Linked DNA regions of Homo sapiens: region 1 is linked to region 2. A link is an interaction called in ENCODE POLR2A ChIA-PET data of the cell type or tissue named here. Cell type or tissue: IMR-90. All regions are shown on one strand. Each heading gives the region's core, and the rest is flanking DNA. Links, peaks and the distances in the headings are about the cores only. Region 1 overlaps AKAP13 (A-kinase anchoring protein 13). Region 2 overlaps AKAP13 (A-kinase anchoring protein 13).

Region 1 (2,912 bases), core at 144-2,643, 200 kb after region 2:
CTCAGGGCTCCAAGCCTTTCCTCCCCTTTTCCCTGCTAACTCTTCCTCATCTTACAGAACATGATCATGTAACCATCATCTCCTTCATGAAACAATCCCCTAATTCTCTCAACTCACTCTAAACTGGGTCAGGTAGCCTTCCTCTCTGCTCTCTAATGCACACCTCAAATCTCGTAACAGCACCCCCATACTGTAATTGTTGGTTTCCTAGTATGTCCTCTCCTACCAACATATAAGCTCTCTAAAGGTCCTAAATACGTACATACCCAGGACCAGACATACTAGTTGGTACATGGTAATTATTCAAATGACTCTGGATAAATCCCTGCCAAGAGAGATCATGATAGAGCCCACCATCATCTGTACTATTCACATCAATGCTCTATTTACAGTAACAAAGACCTTTGGAATGCTGACATATACTGAAGCACCTACTTAAGTGCCAGGCAGTGAGTTTTAGGTACTGGATATATGAGAGATAGAGTATAGACCTCCCTTATGGAGCACGAATGGTGACATTATAAACCAAATTGCAAATGTTCCTTATGCAACATGGTGGAAATGCAGTTAACAATGCATACACACCGAAAAACAGCACATGGGAAAATAAACTTTTAGTAGAAAATGAAAAACAATAATAAGTCTACAAAGTAGAAAGTCCCTTCTGTCGCCTTTCTTGGACCTGTGAAAGATTGTAACTCATTAACAGAGGAGGAAGGGCCTTTGCTTCTTCCAATTATATTATGAAAATCTGGACAAGAGTGAATATTAGAGAGAAGGGCAAAGAAAAAAAAAGATACAAAGTTGAGAGTGTGCACAGGCGCGCGCGCACACGCGCACACACAAACCCATCAAAACATTTGCTACTGTCCTGCAACCTCTCAAATCAAATATTGGGCTTTCATTCTGACAGTGACAGAAATGATCAAATGTTTCCTGCCATTTATTCCACTTCCTGTGCTCTAATTCAAGCCCCTTTAATATCCTTCTCAAAAACGCCAGGAGAGCCAGTGAAGACTTTCTCAATACAGCAAATAACCAGAGAGGGAGAATTATTCAGTTAGGAAGAGTAAGGGAGTAAGAGACCCACTCCAGCTGTTCCACAAGTTCAAATGTGCAGATAAGCTTCCATCTATTTTTAGTTTTTGCCTTGCTCACCCTTTAAGAATGACTAGTGCACCACAAGAACTCTAAAGCAACATTCTCCCTTAATTTATTCTAATTATATGTGCCTTGGACTGTTTTGACACCTGGAGATTTCACAAAATAGTTGCTTGTTTTCTCTGAGACTGTCACCATTTTCTAAAACTTGAGAAACTAGGCATGAAACAAAATCACCGCCTGCATTTCTAAGTCATCATCCATCTATACCTTTGTTTAATAAAAGTCTATATATTGGAAATAGTTCTCAGACCTTCACATAATTCAACTGTCCTAATCTATAACTAGGAATGAACCACACTCCTTAAAATGCAGAATTCCGATTTTTTTTTTAGAGAGACACGGTCTTGCCATGTTGCCCAGTCTGGCCTCAAACTCCTGGACTTAAGCAATCCTCCTACTTCAGCCTGTTAAGTATTCTCATTTTTAATGTAGTCCTTTTAAATTTTTTCCAATGAAAAAGTAATAGCCCACATTTAAGAAAATATTGGGGGAAATTCTCTTTCAATATTTCAGCTTCCTTTCCTTATAATTCCATCCCATTCAGATAATTTCCCTTACATAAAATAGCTAGCTCTTGACCTCCTTCGAAAATGGTCCCCACACTTTTACCCTTAGCAAAATTTTCTGGCATTATTCTCTGGTGAAATAAAGTACTCTTCCTCCTAATCCCAATTAGGGTAAGAGTTTTAAGTATCAACTTTCAATGAGTATTTGTCTTTTCTGTCTCATGGTATGGTCAACTAATTGCTTCATATTGAATAAAAACATAATCAGAATCATACCATACCCTGCATCCATTCTTTTCAAGCAGGAAAGATAAGAAATCAACTCCAAAGATGAATGAACAGACTGGGCTAGGGAAGCCATCAATCCTATCCAAAGTCATGGGCCAGATATCCCAAGAAGCTGTTTTGCAGCTCAGCAGACAAAAGAAGTGACAACAGTCTACGTCTTGAAGCCATCGCTGCTCTATCAGAATACTGTTAAAAGAGTCAGATTAAAAAAAAAAAGGCCGGGCGCGGTGGCTCACGCCTGTAATCCCAGCACTTTGGGAGGCCGAGGCGGGCGGATCACGAGGTCAGGAGATCGAGACCATCCCGGCTAAAGCGGTGAAACCCCGTCTCTACTAAAAATACAAAAAATTAGCCGGGCGTAGTGGCGGGCGCCTGTAGTCCCAGCTACTTGGGAGGCTGAGGCAGGAGAATGGTGTGAACCCGGGAGGCGGAGCTTGCAGTGAGCTGAGATCCCGCCACTGCACTCCAGCCTGGGCAACAGAGCGAGACTCCGTCTCAAAAAAAAAAAAAAAAAAAAAAAACAAGAGTCAGATTCAGACACTTAAGCCTTCTAGAAATGACAGATGAATATGAAAGGTGTGCCTTCTTTCTCTCACCCTCTTCACTCTTTACAGCCTTACAGAGAAAATGAGGTACACAATTTCCCTTCTCTGTGCCCTACTTATCCTTAGATATTGACATTTATCAACAGAATAGATTACATACATATGTTGATTACTGACAAAAGGCATATACTATCTTTCAAGCTTTTTAAAAAAAGCTGTCATTATTTTGAAATGAGACATAAATACTGGTTAACCATCTCTCTACATTCCCTCTCCATCCCCCAACAAAAAAACTCACTAAACTTGGAAAATTTTTTATTCTCCCTCCTCAACCCAAAAACTAGAATACCAAGAATCTTTCACTCTTAAATGATTAGGCAACTATATTTTCATCTATCTTGCAACTAAG
Region 2 (2,912 bases), core at 249-2,748:
ATCCTGCTTAGACACCAAACATCACTAATGCGGAGAACACAAACAAATACAGCTATCAACAAAGTCAGAAGCTACCTCTGAAAAGCAGTCAAACCAAGCCAAAAGGTCAGCTCTGCCACCTTAATAGATAGGTTTATTGGAAATCCTTCCAAAAGAAATAAATGTTGCCTATCCTTCCCCTAAAGAATTGAACGAGACAGTAGCAGAAAAACAGAAAAGACTCAGACAAAAGACAGAAATACTTAAAAGACAGAGGCAGAGAGACTGACAGAGAAAGAGACCAGGCAGATGGGGGTGGAGTCTGGGGGCGGAGGGGTGACAGAGACAGAAGGACAAACAGAGCAACTTGGAAGGTGAATTTCTCTCTCTGTGATTTTCAACAGTATGAGGTTCTCCCAAGCATAAGAATCCATTTTAATGAAAGTAAAATTACATTTCAACAGTAAGTGGTCCAATGCTGATTACCAAGCACCTATTGCTTCCTGTTCAGATATTCCTTTAAGAGGCTTACATTCACCCCTCATCCTCCACTGTGCACAGATTTCTCGGCCTTTCTCCCAATACAGGAGGGCCAGGGACATGGCTACCGGGTTCAAAGCGCTAAAACAGCCTGCAGAGCTTCAGAATGCATGAGGTGCAGCCCCCCTTACCTTCAGCAATACCACGTCCACAGTCCTGTCCACCTTGGAGATGTCACAGAGGCTGTAGCGCCTCTTGTGCCGTTCATACATTTTGCCCAAATGCAAGAAAGAACAGAGAAAATGCAGGAAGTATATCCACTGTTAACTTGGGGACCAGTGCAAGTCCTTAGTTCCAAATTTCTCACGGTTAGGTGGTGGAGATCTCTGCCTTCCAGACTCCTCTCTATTAAAACTCTCAAAGGGGTCAAAAACAATGAATTAAAAAGAAATCAAGCAGAATCCAATGCCTTGAACTGACTGAGAACTTGCTGATAACTTCAGAGTGCTGGAAAGATGAATGTAGAACTCATAATATAAACAATAAATACCACCTAATGCTATACTTTGTGCAGATCTTGACTGAAAGAGAAGCAAACACCGTTTCCATCACTGGCAATGACTCCAGTAAAAAAATAAAGAATAAACTGGCTAAGCATAACGGCCGATACACGTAGGGAAAAAAACCCAAGAAGGCAATAAAAATCCAGTATATACTTTGCCAGGAAGAGGGAGAGAAAGAAAGGAAGACGACGCTATTTCAAAGCGATGGCATGAAAAAAGTCATTAGATTCTGTTCTTGCTTAAAACAAAAACAAAGACAAAGAAAATCTACTTTTCCTTAAAAAAAAGTAGAAGCTGGGAGATGCTTTTCAAAGTAAAGTCTTTGGAATCTCTCTTGCTCACCAGGCAGTAGGGCTTGGTTTTGATTTAAGTTGAAAATCTCTAAGGACAGCAGAGTAAAAGGGAAAAAAATAAAAGACCACTCCTGCTGTACTCCCTCCCTCCCTCCTTCCCTCCCTAGCCAGCCTCCTCCTCCCTTTTTCCTTCTCTCTCAAGAACGTCACTGCTTGCCCTTTCAGCTCCGCACCCGCAGCCTTGGAGGTTTGAAAACCCAATTGCAGTTGTGGGAACATGATTCATCTACCGAGACGAAGAGAAAAACAAGGCTTCCTTTTCCAACCCGCTTCTTCTTCCTCCTCCTCCTCCTCCCACCCCTATGAAAAAGGCTCTGTCAGGCATTGCAAGATGCAGCTCAGTTCTTTGATGTCAGAGTAGTATGCTAATAAAGGAAGGGGGGTGTTATACTAAACACCACAAGCGTGTACAATGGACTTGTCGTGAGGTACAGAAAATTGAAACTACCCAAAGCATACACTATACCTCCCTGCCAAATGCAAAGCAATGATTTAACACGAGAAAAATGTCAGCCAAATATTGCAGTTATGTCTCTAGGATCGAGACGTGGCTATAAATGTGTCTGATAAAGTTTAAAAATTATCAAGAGTTAAGCTTTATTTTTGGGGAGGGAGAAGGGATGATGGAGTTGATTTAAAGAAAATGAAAAAGAAAAGGAGTGGAACAAAGGAGTTCTGTGTATGTTAATATTTGTTGCGACTAAGTATAGCTGCCTGGCTGGGACTTCTTCAGTGTTTCTATGCACACTAACTGGGTCTTGAATTGTGGGTCTGCTACTTCATTTGCCTGTTTTCTTACTATTCCAGACCCTTCTAGCCCCCCACTCTATCTAACATTCTCAGGGACAGACTTACTTCAGAATGCATTCTCTCACCTGAGACATTCTCTTACTTGGATCATGAATGATTTGGGAGGGAAAAGGATGAGGAACTGAGGGAAGCAAAAAGCAGAAAGGAGTGAAGAAACAAAAGAAAAAGGGATTAAAAAAAAAAAAGGATTTCTCTTTCTAGGAGCTGCTGACATTTTCCTTGAGTTGTCCAGAGTAGTCCTTAGCTAGGCTGTGAAAGCAGTGGCTCAAATACCACAACAGAAGGGGAGAGGAGAGATTTAACACCTACATTTCTGTTGACATTGCAAACAAAGTTGGTGAAAAGGTTTTTCAGGAGCTAAAAAACGGATATAGAAAAAGGGTATAGATGAGTTGCTGTGTCCTCAGGCCAGATATTCAAGTTGCTGACCAGCTTAAAGGAGGGAAATACAGCAAACCCTGCTAAGAAGACTGTAAACGTCTTCCTCAACTTTCTATTAATACACCCCAGCTACATACAGGCTTTATTCTGAAATAAAAGCCATAAGGTTTTATCTCCCTATTCCTCACTGGTTCATCCGAGGAATGAAGGCGGACAACCCCTCCCCTTCTCGTGCCCCAAGTGAGCCTTGGCTCTGTAGTGGTACCAACATGTGCAGTGAAACAGATGTTGCTTTTCATTACAAATGAGGCTACAAAACAGTAGAAACAAGACGATTTGACAGAGA

What was found. Peaks named below come from ENCODE experiments on the same cell type or tissue, not always from the same donor. Only the 100,000 strongest peaks of a DNase experiment are listed, where the experiment ranks them.
Region 1: POLR2A ChIA-PET joins it to region 2 with 5 read pairs; 4 of 35 experiments call an interaction of 5 or more read pairs at or near these places.

What each region holds. Positions count from the first base shown.
Region 1 is chr15:85,419,503-85,422,414 of GRCh38, reverse strand. All of the region lies in intron 1 of AKAP13 (A-kinase anchoring protein 13), which reads right to left. Among named protein-coding and RNA genes, the nearest start is that of AKAP13, 40 kb to the right of the region's middle. In IMR-90, for the core only: no CTCF peak of the experiment used is centred there; a DNase peak (open chromatin) is centred at 1,114.
Region 2 is chr15:85,617,911-85,620,822 of GRCh38, reverse strand. The region is part of intron 8 of AKAP13 (A-kinase anchoring protein 13); the gene reads right to left. Among named protein-coding and RNA genes, the nearest start is that of LINC02883, 140 kb to the left of the region's middle. RefSeq lists an enhancer at 2,693-2,862. In IMR-90, for the core only: no CTCF peak of the experiment used is centred there; a DNase peak (open chromatin) is centred at 1,552; H3K4me3 peaks cover 1,618 bases; H3K27ac peaks cover 1,995 bases.